Linked DNA regions of Homo sapiens: all the other regions are linked to region 3. Evidence: chromatin contacts called from ENCODE Hi-C or POLR2A ChIA-PET data. All regions are on one chromosome and are shown on one strand. The core of a region is the stretch at or near the end of the contact, and the rest is flanking DNA. Distances in the headings are between cores, read along the strand shown.

The links. Hi-C counts contacts between places; a loop is a spot of excess contacts on that map. ChIA-PET counts read pairs that join two places held with the same protein, here RNA polymerase II (POLR2A). Pooled maps may share reads with other maps.
Region 1: a loop to region 3 is called in a pooled map, with 2.7 times the contacts of the local background. The contact joins the enhancer-like site here to the promoter of MARCHF7 in region 3. A Hi-C loop is called at or near these places in 4 of 50 pooled maps. POLR2A ChIA-PET finds 5 or more read pairs at or near these places in 2 of 52 experiments (BJ and IMR-90).
Region 2: a pooled map shows a loop between it and region 3 (9-fold over the local background). The contact joins the promoter of LINC02478 here to the promoter of MARCHF7 in region 3. A Hi-C loop is called at or near these places in 10 of 50 pooled maps. POLR2A ChIA-PET finds 5 or more read pairs at or near these places in 2 of 52 experiments (WTC11 and activated CD4-positive, alpha-beta T cell).

Annotation. Positions count from the first base shown.
Region 1 is chr2:158,982,830-158,986,634 of GRCh38, forward strand. The region is part of intron 1 of TANC1 (tetratricopeptide repeat, ankyrin repeat and coiled-coil containing 1); the gene reads left to right. Among named protein-coding and RNA genes, the nearest start is that of TANC1, 16 kb to the left of the region's middle. Within about 2 kb of position 2,187, at least 3 of the 41 ENCODE cell types and tissues checked have a DNase peak (open chromatin) inside an H3K27ac peak, as active enhancers do.
Region 2 is chr2:160,270,304-160,274,435 of GRCh38, forward strand. LINC02478 (long intergenic non-protein coding RNA 2478) reads right to left here and starts at 1,592. Exons shown (of 2, transcript NR_103775.1): 1 at 1,417-1,592. RBMS1 (RNA binding motif single stranded interacting protein 1) reads right to left here. Exons shown (of 14, transcript NM_016836.4): 14 at 1,848-4,132. RefSeq lists an enhancer at 1-409.
Region 3 is chr2:159,710,586-159,714,564 of GRCh38, forward strand. MARCHF7 (membrane associated ring-CH-type finger 7) reads left to right here and starts at 1,921. Exons shown (of 12, transcript NM_001282805.2): 1 at 1,921-2,021; 2 at 3,972-3,979. It also overlaps a transcript of BAZ2B not described here. RefSeq lists silencers at 1,370-1,879, 2,400-2,519 and enhancers at 1,496-2,162, 1,930-2,209.

The DNA of each region.
Region 1 (3,805 bases), core at 937-3,436, 730 kb before region 3:
CCCAGGCTGGTCTCGAATGCCTGGGCTCAAGCAGTCTTCCTGCCTTGACCTCCCAAAGTGTGGGGATTATAGGCTGAACCACCACATCCAGTCCTTACCATATTTTATTCAGCATTCTGGATCAGTTGTTAAATTGAAGTTTTTAATTGTTCTGAGTGTTTTAAAAATTGTGAATTTTAAGGTACTTGTTACAGAAGTCGAGATAAGTTCTTGATTTCAAGATAATCTGTATGGGAGTTGGTTGCTTATATTAAAACAATTATATGCCTATATGAAATGTTTTGAGCTAACAAGTAGGACAGTTTTAGATGGTGATTTATAGAGGAGAAGGAGTAAGAGTCAAAAGTGGTGTTTTAGCCAGGCACGGTGGCTCACGCCTGTAATCCCAGCACTTTGGGAGGCCGAGGTGGGTTGGATCACGAGGTCAGGAGATCGAGACCATCTTGGCTAACACAGTGAAACCCCGTCTCTACTAAAAATACAAAAAATTAGCCGGGCGTGGTGGCGGGTGCCTGTAGTCCCAGCTACTCGGGAGGCTGAGGCAGGAGAATAGCGTGAACCCGGGAGGCGGAGCTTGCAATGAGCCGAGATCGCGCCACTGCACTCCAGCCTGGGAGACAGAGCAAGACTCCGTCTCCCAAAAAAAAAAAAAAAAAAACACCAAACAAACAACAAAAAAGTAGTATTTTATTATTGGCACAAAAATATTGCTAACAAACTCTGGTTTTTATGAAAATCAGTATTTAAAAAATCAATTTTTTTACTGAGACTGACAACATGTGAAGCTCCTCAGACTTTTGTAATGTTTTGCTTGAGTATGGTTTAGAACAATACACTTTATTTAGGTGGAATAAGTCTATTGTACTGTGCTCAAGTCATACATGCATATTCATTTATGAAATAAATATTACCGACAGGAGAGCAGGCTTTTCTAGAGAAGAGGATGGTCAGTGCTTCATTCAAGATCCTCACAGTGGAGAAATGGGGATTCTCCTTATTGCCTTTGTGCCTATTAAAGATGCACGCGAAGGTGGAATTAATATATCCTAAGTTTTGAACAGAAGTGGAGGAACAGTTTGGAGAATGCCTGGATATCTATGGTCCTTGCATTCTTGCCATTTATGGGTAAACCAAAAAGTGTTGTCTTCTGTCATCAGCTGTTTCCAAGTCTTGGGACTTTGGCTTTGAATCTGGCTTGGACAAGAAAAGATCTCAGCCAGGCAAGGACTGACACTGCTCCTTCCCAGATAGTGCCTGTTCTCTCAGAATGAACTTGATTCCCTACAGACTTCAAGTCAAGTGGTACTTGAGCTTTTTACACTTTTCCTCTACCATTACAAAGTTTTGTTTAATCTCTTCCTTTCTGAAATGTTTTGCTTCAACAAAAAGGACCCTTTTAACTGTCCCAACTCTACATACCAAAAGTTAAGCCAGGAGGAATCAAAGGGTGTTAGTTCCCCCTTCCATCTGGAAAAAAGAGATGCCATTTCTAGGACAGTGATTGAGACCTAAGCCAGTGGAAAATGTAAAGAGACTTTACCTTCTTCACAAGGCTTTTTTGCTTCCTTCATAAGAGTGGTGTTAGCCAACTCAACAAATAGAATTTCCTTATGAGTTTTTTAAAGATAAAAAGTTACCATGAAGGTGGTAACTATTTGACAAATTAGAAACCATTTTCATTTGTCAGCGGGTGGTGGAGGTCTTGTATTCATTTTTCCAAAAAATGTTTCTTGAGAGCTGGTCATTGTGCACTTCAGGGTTTGAGGCCCAGTGCTGTGTCTCAATCTGAGGAGACAAGTGCACACACAGTACCACTGCAAGGTGTTAGGGAGTGCAGGAGGAGGAGGAGTAGGGGGAGGAGGAGGAGTTGACAGTGGCTGGGGAAAGCTTCAGGGAGGAGGGGGAGGAGGTGAAGGTGACTTTGCCAGGTGGGAAAGAGGGTGAGAGGCTTTCTAGAGAAAAGGAGCGTAAGAAGCAGAGGCTGGGAGGCATGAAAACACAAGTTGTGTTTGGGGTGTTGTTACTAGAACGGACGGTGCTTGGCATTTGGGTACAGTGGCAGGGAGAAGAGAGCCAGATTGCAAAGGCCTTGCATGCCAGGCTAAGAAGTGTGGACTTGATCCTGTAAGCAAGTGATAGCTGTCAAAGGTTTTTCAGCAGGGAGATGATGTAATCAGATCTGTGTGTTGGAGAAAAGCTTTGGCAGCGGTGGTGTGGAGGAGAGACTGGCGTGGGGACAGATGGGCTGCAGAGCTCTCTGTTAGGAGGCTTTTGAAGTAGGTCAGGTGAGAGATGATGTTTGAGGCCTGAGTTAGTGGGAGGAAGAGAACTAATGCCAGTTGAATACCTTTGAGTGTGCACTTAAGGTGAAGGTGCATTAGCTCATGTAATCTTCACAGAAAAACTTTTCATAGGGTGCTGTTGTCATCCTCATTTTGCAGAAAAGGAAGCAAGCTCAAAGTAACCTAGTTCAGCCAGGATTGAACTTGGGTTTACTGTCCTGTGCCACCATGGTTTTTAGAACAAGATGTCAAAGAACAAAATTTCAACAAATGAAGCTTTAAAGATCTAATTGTTGTTTTTTAGGGGTCCATGAACTAGGCAGCACCCAGACTACAAAATAGGCAGGCGCTCTGCAGGGCATGGCTGAACAGCGGGTTTTGTAAGGCAGCTTGAGCAGGAGCACAGAGATTGCATAGTGCCAAAGGTGGACTGGTTAACCTCAGATTATTACTTCAGGTTACTTTCCTTGTGTGGGTTAAAGCAGAGGGGATTTCCTTATTTTTGCCAGCTCTGGTTGACTGGGCCCACCTTTTTTTTCCCTTTTCTTCCAAGACAGAGTCTCGCTTTGTTGCCCAGGCTGGAGTGCAGTGGCGTGATCTCGGTTCACTACAGCCTCCACCTCCCGGGTTCAAGCAATTCTCCTGCCTCAGCCTCCCAAGTAGCTGGGATTACAGGCATGTGCCACCACGCCCAGCTAATTTTTGTATTTTTAGTAGAGACTGGGTTTCACCACGTGGCCAGGCTGGTCTGAAACTCCTGACCTTGCGATCTGCCTGCCTTGGCCTCTCAAAGTGCTGCGATTATAAGCATGAGCGACCGCACCCAGCTGACTGGGCCCCCTTTGATTGGTTGTCGTGAATCTTGTGCTTTTTGAAAACTGGCCTGTTTGGAGATTTGACTATCATTTCTCTCCTGTTTGCTTGGAGGGTCCGATCTTACAAGTAAACAGCTTAGGTTTTGGTTTGGTGACGTGGAACTTTTGCATGAATGACTCCATTTGGGTTGGTCTGTTGGATCCTAGTGCAAGAGCTCAGTCCAAATCAGTGGCTCCCTATCAATTTCACTTAACAAGACGGAATGAGAACATGAAGAAGGAGTGCACATGGTGTATGATTTTTGGACTGGGATGAAAAGGAATACTTAGCAGCTTACTGAAGGTAGAGAGTTTCCAGGTGTGGCAACAAGGTATGGATGATGAACAATACTATAACAGCACTCTCTCAGGAGGGGAGGGGCAGAGTTTGGGGGCCATCTGGGATACCCAGTTGGAAATGCCCAGTCGGTGGTTGGAAATTTGGCATTCCTGTGGAAACTCTTTTAAGCTAATGATATACCTCCAGGTAGGCATGGACTTAGAATTTGTAGGAGGGCATGGTTAATGCCTAAGCATCATCTGGGGCACTTAATTTGGAATGCAGATTTCCAGGCCCTGCCCCCAGGAGGTGCTTCAGTAGGCCTGTGGTGGGTTTTGGGGATCTGCACTCATGTCAAGCTCCTGGGTTGAGAGTGAGACAGGTTCTCA
Region 2 (4,132 bases), core at 342-2,841, 560 kb after region 3:
CAGCTGTGCCGAGGACCCTGCGCCCGGGGGGCCCCGCGGCCACGTGACCCCCATCTGGCTCTCGGCCTGGACTGAGGGGGCTGAGCTCATCGCGTTGCTATTCGAGGGGCAGAGACTGCCTGGCCTTCCTCAAATCCTGAGCTCCCGGCTCTCCTCCCTCCCCCACCTACTTGACATCTCAGGCTTTTTGTGGAAGGGGCAGGGCGATTGAGAGGTCGGTGACCTTTGTCCCAATGGCGCTGGCTCTTTTCCTTTTTGGCTACCCTAATGGAATGAGGATATAATCAGTCATATCTTAACATTCATTGAGCCCCGGCTCAGGCTGGGAGGCACTGCCTTTCTCCTAGTGAATTTTAAATCAGTATTTGTGGGATTTAAGCTCCAGCGGATAAACCTAGAGCCACTGGCCATGAAGGGTGTGGCAGTGGGGTGAAAAACGGGACTCCCGCCTCCACTCCCTGGCTTTCCTCATTCCAGCCACTATAGAGGGGAAAATACGTAGACCACAGAGCAACGGCCACACCCTCTTTCCTCTCCTCCAACCCCAGAATTCCACTTCAGTCTCAGAGCTTTCAGCTAGGTGGGGTTTATCCCCAAACATGCCACAACCCCTCTAGTTATATGGGAGCGGTAACTGTGAACCACCATCGCTGGCTTGATCCTCCCTTTTCCGTGGATTGGTGCTCCTGAGTATGTTTACCGGTTTCAGTACATAACACAGCCAGATAGAGGGCCGCGGACTTCAGCGGCGAGAAGCTACAACAAAAATAGGGTGAACAAAAACGAAGGTGCCCAGGAGCCTGAATTGCATTTCTTTCTTACCTTTGGTCATAGAAAGGAGCACTTAGGTGTTTGGCTGGAACGCAAAGTGAGACCAGAGCTTACATTCTTAGCAGCCTGGGTTTGTCTCGAGAGGCCATGCTTCTCTCCTCCCTGACATTTTGCTCTCAGAAGCACCAGTTAGCATCAGAGGAATGTTGTTTCCTTCTCTGAAACAGCCATCAAGTACCAGCGATTTCTTGGCTCCGGCAAGTTAAGTGCTCTGACCCCTCCCTTATCTAACTCACCCCGCACACCATCCACATGGCAGGGGACGCAGCCAGAAATGGAGCGGACTGCATCTTTTCCTTGCCCACTCTTTTTATCACCATGACAGAGCCACTGGACACCAGGAAATAAATACTGAACCACCACACTAAAACGTTTACTCCACTTTGGGCAGAAGGAGCCTATTTTGCATATTAAGTGCCTCCTATAAAGCAGTCAAGTGAGGGAAAGAGGAGTTCTCGCTCCTCCGTGAATGCTGCACGGGAGCCTCCAGTCGGGAACAGCTGAACAGGTAGCTCTGAAAGAGGACCTTGGTCATAAACGCATAGATAAGATTATCCCGAGGTTCTCGCCCACATGCTTCCTTACCACAGGTGGGAGGGCTGCTGTTAGGCTGTCTTCCTTGCTGAGCATTGACAAGCAATGAAATAGTTGAGGCGTAGCAGCAAGAAAGGAGGAAGAAAAAGGGCCTGGTTTTTTGGTCTTTAAGAACAGACCACTAGTGGTGTATTTTGGGCTGGATATTTGCTGAGCCGACCGTTGACGTGCTGAGCTGACGGTTGACGTGCTGAGCTGAGGGTTGACGTCTCTGGTCATTACACAGATTTAAATAACCAGCAAAAGTGGGGTGGAAAGGTTTTTCCAATTGTTTTCAAGGAAATGTATTTTGAGGATATATTGAATCTGACATAACTTTCAACTCACTTTCAAACCAATCTACTGAGCTGAAGAAAGAGATCAGAAATGAAATGAAATTCTGATATACACTTAATCGACTTAAAAAAAATTGACAGGAAAAATAAAATTTCAGATGTTTTTTATTCAAAGGTTCTCAAAAGAAATAAAACAGAAAAGCTAACAATCTGATCAAATGTACAGTTCAAAAATGTCTTTTGGCGTTTAACAACAAGTCCTAGGAAAGAAAACTACAGAGTTATCTTGAACCGGACAAATAAGTTACCACTGGCAAGTCTGTGGCACTAGTAAAACAAAAATAAAAAATTAACTCTCTTGATCATATAGATATCTCTATGAAAATCTTTTTTTTTCAATCTGTACAAAAGGTCTTTCTTCATAAATTAATTTTTTTATAATTTAATGGCTGTCTACTATGTGATGTTTAACTGATTTTTTTTTTTTTATGTACAGAGGTTATGTTTCCCAAATCTTACCCAGACGAGTATGGCACTTAGTTCAGACATTTCTAGCAGCAGATTTCCCCTCCCCTCTAACCGAGCTATCAAATTTCTGTCTTAACTAATGCAAAAATATCAAGTAGTGAGAGACCCAGGTTTATAACTGTACTAGGTACACAGAGGGTGCTGCGTTCAGTCTGGACTTTCACAAAGCAGTAATATTCCAGGGAGCATAGAACCAATAATACCACAACTTTAAAAAAATGAAACAAAAACAAAAACAAAAACACATTTCTCTTATGACTATGTAATTTTCACTAGAATCTACACTTCTCAGAGCAGCAAGGACTTTTGAAACTATGAAATGTCACTGACATCTATCATCAAATACAAGCATAAAATTTAAGAACTAAAAAATACTTGAAAGAAATAACTGCTTAGCCCTAGCTCCTGAGCTAGGAGGATTTGGTCTGTGGAAACAGGGAGGGCCAGCAACCTGTCCCAGCACAAAAGAAAATAGACTCTGAGGTAGATAACTGATCATACACAGCTGACCAGACAAGTACACAGTTTTGGAAGACAACTTAATTTACCATTGCTTTTAAAACATATGCAATTGCCTTAATAAAAGAGCTTTAATAACAGTGAATTATCTTATATGTACTAAAGTAGAAATAACTGTGTATTTATGAATCAGGAATTTCATAGTTTCAAAATTGGTTTTCTTTACACTTGAACACTTGTAGTGATGATGTAAAGTGTGGCACTGCTTGGATCCAAATCTTCCTTCATGCTTTTTTGTTTGTGTGTGTCCATACATCAATTAAAATTATAAAACCTAAATGCAAAGGTACAAAAAAGGCACATTCTCCTAACCGCAAACTGGTCCGGCAAAAATAAAGAGCACAGAAGATGTGATGCTGAGACAAGTTGGAGCTACTGGTTACTGGCTCTTCGGTCTTTGGTGAAGTTACCTTTAAAAGTGCCAAGTCATTTTTATTTTTCAAATTTACCTAATAGAGAGAGAGAGAGAGAGCTAGTAGCCAATCGTTTTGCTTCTATTCGTTATCTCAGCTTATGTTTGAAGATAAATCCTTACTTTTAGCTTTTGCCACTTTGTTGCAATAGCAACATTTTTCGGTTTGCCAGATTTCAGGCATAATTCTCATTCTAAAGCACTATCATTAGTATAAAGGAAGGACAAAACATTCAGTGACTCCCCTCCCCCACCCCCATCCCCAACCCCAACACTACCTACACTAAATCTAGTACATCAAGTTAGCTTTTTTTTTTTCCTGAAAAAAGGCAAAAAAGACTTTACATTGCATCATACAGCAGATATCCTAAATCAGTCAAACTATCAGAGGAAACTGTTGGCGTACAGCCTTACAAACAATTTACCCTAATAAAAGTTCCCCAGTCAGAAAATGTGTTTCACACAAAACATTTTTCCCTTCTTGCATTTCACTACCTTACACATTATGTGAAAAATCATTAAAAACACCTACTACATATTTAAAAAAGCCAAAATTTCAGCAACTTTTATTGACTACCTTTTAAAAGCCCTATGCTGCTGTTTTACAAGGCATAATAGACCAGCTCATTTGGTCAAAGCATTCTACATCATTAGTTTGAACTAACTTTTACTGAAACAGCTACAGCATCAAAAGAGTTAAGGCAAATTGGAATTCATAGAAAAGGATAAGACACTTCACACTACGTTGAAAGAAAGACAGAAAGCTAAGAAAAGAGACACTGACGGCAACACTGAATTACAGCAACACTCGCACTGCAAGCACAGAACACCATGGGTGAAGTCGGACTATTTAAACTTCAGAAAGCCCATTTCATACAGCTGGAAAAAAAAAACACAAATTAAACACAAAATGAACAAAACCACAAAAATCCGGTCATGCACTTGGATAAGTCTTCATGGTCTTTGTGCATAC
Region 3 (3,979 bases), core at 671-3,170:
GAGTACATTAAAAAGAAACACAACGAACCATTCTTAAATAATAAAAACATATTCATCAGTGGTCTTTATTTACTAGCACCAATAAAAAACTAGAAGCTCTGTTTAGCATAGGAAATTGGTGTCATACTCACTTTATAATATCATCAGTGCTGGGTGGGGACAAAGCCATAATCTGCCAAAATCTGCACCATCCTTGCCAGGTTTGGGAGTTCTGTAGAGTAGTTACCACTGCCAGGTCTGACTGCCATAGCTCAGGAAAAGGGTGCAGTCATTTCTCTTAGCATAATCTTGAGAAGATGTCTAAGAGACCTATGTAATATTAAGTCACAGAAAGAAACAATATTATTGGTGGTTTAGACATGGAATGTAATAGCTAACAATTACGGAATGCTTACTTGTTTCAGGAACTGACGTGTTATCTCATCTAAACAATGCTACAGAGCATGGGTACTGTTATTAACCCCGTTTTACAGGAAACCTAGGTTTAGCAAGGTTAAGGAATTGCTTGAGATAACAAAGGTAGTAAGAGGCAGGGGTGGAATTTGAAGCCATATAGTCTGGTTCTTCAGGGTGTATACATCCGTGTATCTATAACCACAATGCTGCAGGGGCACTCGAACAGGCTGGAAAAGAATTATTTTTCTTTAAAGGGCAAATTAATTTCCTCAAAAGTAATCTCTGTTCACTTTATCCCATACCAGATGCTTATTTTCATTTCATATCCTAAAAGTTAGATTGGCACTTACATGCCAACTTAAAATACCTTTAAGTCTTTAAAATTTATAGTATTTTAGAATTTATCATAGTGAAACATGTACAGTCTGTTAGTCCCCAAGACAATAAAATAAGGATGATAGTGACTGATACTCCATTCCCTTCCGATGTAATGACAAACACGTAGAAACACTGTGTTTCATTTATTGGAATTATTTGGATCCAAAGGATTGCTTTTAATACCTTAACAAAATAGGTCATTAAAAAAAATCAAGTGCCTTTCAGTATTCTTCCAAGTTTCAATAACTGATCTTTTCCATTAAAAAACTTTTGATTCATTATTCCAAATCAACATATCATCTAAATATTTACACATAGTTAGATGTAGCTTTTCCCTAACCTACTCCCTTTTATTTATTAGTACTCATTTACATCTTAGTTTGCCACATTTACAGTTCTTTGAAAGTTTCATCTAATATTCACCAGACCATTCACCTCACAATTTTCCTCCCTCTTTCTAAATAGGTGAATTTGTTTACTGCAAAATCGATGGCTACGCTATTAAAGGTTACTATCACGATTTTAAAAGACATGATCACCATCATTTACCAAGATTCTTACCACAAGGAAATGATCACAAGGTTGGACAAACAGGCTCCAACTCTTAAGGGAAAGGGCTTGCAGTTAGATCACACAGGGCGGGCAGGGAAGCAAGCGGGGAGGGGTAGGTCGGAAAAGGCAGTGCTTGATTCAATTCAACATTCACTGCGCCACTTACCAAGAGCCAGAAAAAGAAAAAAAAAAAAAAAAAAAGCCAACCAGCTGGGCGTTATTTCGAGCACGGGGCCCTGCAGGTGGGCCTGTGGGCGGGGACCCGGCGCCCGGGAGGGAAGGGGCTGGCTCAGAGACTATAGACGGGCGGGGACCGCCCCGGCCCGGGCCTCCAGCGCCCGGCGCCCGCACACTCGCCAGCCCAGCTGCCGGCACGCCGGCCAGCCAGCCGCTGCCGCTTACCAGTGGCGCCTCGCTGACTCCCCGGGGGCAGCTCTTCAACGGTTCCCGCAGTCAGAGCACCACCCCGCGGTGGGGTACCTCCAGCCCGCCCGCAGCTCTCGGTCCCCGCCGCGCCGCCACTCTCGCGAGAAGCCAGGAAGTCCGCGAAGTGGGGGGAGGAGGAGCAGGGAGGGGCACTTAACGGTGGTGGCTGGTTCTGCGCCGGATCCGGGAGAGGGGCGGGCGCCATTGTGCTTCGCTGCCGACTGCATTTCCTCAGTCACGGGCCTAGAACTCCAAGGAGAAAGGCGGCGGTGCGTGTTGCTGCGAGTGGGACGCGCACTGGTCGGTGCCGGCTCAGGAGCCGGGGTAATGAGCTGCGGAGCTAGTTCTTCTCCGTCTTGGGCGCTAGTTCGGGACCAGGCCGCGAGTGGGGGAGGGGAGGAAACGAAGAGGCCTGGGGACGCGGAGGCCGCTTCCTCTCAGGATGAGGTGGAGAAGCTTGGTCCGGGGCCACCGGGGCCAAGGGGCCACAGCGCAGGCCTCCCTTGCCAGGGGCCTTTGGTCGGGTGGTGGAGTTTGTGGCGGGTGCAGGGGACAGATTGTGTGTCTTCCTCAGGGACGTGTGGCGGGTGACGGGAAGAAGCCTGAGCCCTCCTTTGGCGCGGGGCGGCCTCCTCTTGGGCCGTGGGGCGGGGGGTCTTCGGAGCCCTGCGGGCCGCGGGTGTCGCGCGTGAGCTCGCCGGTGAGCGCGGGGCAAAGGCGGGCAGGGCTCCGGCTCGGCCAGCCCGGCCTCGAGTCGAAGTGACTTCGGTAGCCCCTTAGATTCGGCCAAGATTGTCTTATTGGTAACGTCAGTTTTTGAATATCGTGACGCCCTGAGAGTTATTTTTGTGTTGTGGTGAATTGTGGGTTCTGCAACTCGAAGTAGGTGATTGTATTAAAAATGGACCTGTTGGCCTAAGAAGTAAAAATATAGAAGGCGCCGGGAGTAGGAAACTCCCTCATTTTGGTGAAACTGCGTATTGAAGATGTGTGTCCACCCCCTCACCCCAAAATGCTGCACTTAATACTTTTTCTCAAGTACCAAAGTAAATATATTGGGAAAGTCTATCTGGGTAATAAATTCGTCACGACTAATGTTGTTTGTTACTATTAGTTAAATGTGTGAAAACTGAAATTTGGCGAGGTTTTCTCCCCCATTTTGTAGGATTGATTAGCTATTTTTCTGATTACATGTTATTTTAAATCTCCACCTTTCTGTCCAGAACCAAGATGTAGGATTAAAGATGAATTTTCGATTTAAAAATCCAATAGTATACAGTTATTAAGAAGGCACACATGTAGTGTAACTAGATCTTTTACTTGAGGTAGCAAAAAGTTTGTTTGAGAAATGAGGTCAGTATAATATTTTTATTTAACAGCTCTACAGCATTTTGGGAGACAGGACTGGTGCATGAGGCAGTAGCACCAGACTCAGAAGACCTGGGTTTGAGTCTTGATTTTTGCCATAGTTATTTAAGTTCACGAGATTGTCTCAGAAACATGGCAGTTAATTTCTAGAGAGGATTAAATTTGCTGAGGTGGTGTGTGAAGCAGTCACTAGGGGACATAATACTAGTCTTGGTTTTTTTCCAAGTTTAGTGCTGGGTCAGGTGTCTTGAATTAAGAATTCCTACTTATTCAAGTACAAATGATTTCTTTTTTCTGCCACCTGGAAGAGGGCTATTTTCCCAGATAAAGCACGAGGATGCCCAGGTTATGTTCTACATGAAGGTGTCAGGTAACGAACTTGGACACAAAAGTCATCCATGACTCTCATGTAGCCAATTTTTAGTCCGCTCCATACCCACCTTACACAACTCTTTTATCTGCTCTATGTTCAAGAATCGTCTACATTTTGACATTTTATTGTAGGAAAATAATTTTATAATGCAAAATCTGTCAAATATCTTAAAACTTTTTTAGATAATTTGTAATTTGTTGTAGTCAAATTACAAATTATGGAGAGCTTCACATTACAAGAATGAGCTTGACATGGCATCTGCCCTCCACAACTCACTGTTTAGTCATCAGACTAATGTATAAACAACTATTATTATCTTAATATGACTGTACAGTGGTTCTGTGGGAGCATAGGGGAGGGGTGCTTAATCTTGGAAATTTTACAGGATTTATTTATTTATTGCCTGAACTAAGATGTGAAGGCTCACTAGGACTTTGATAAAGAAACTGCAAAGTCATGATATTATGGTTTGTTTTAGGAATTCAT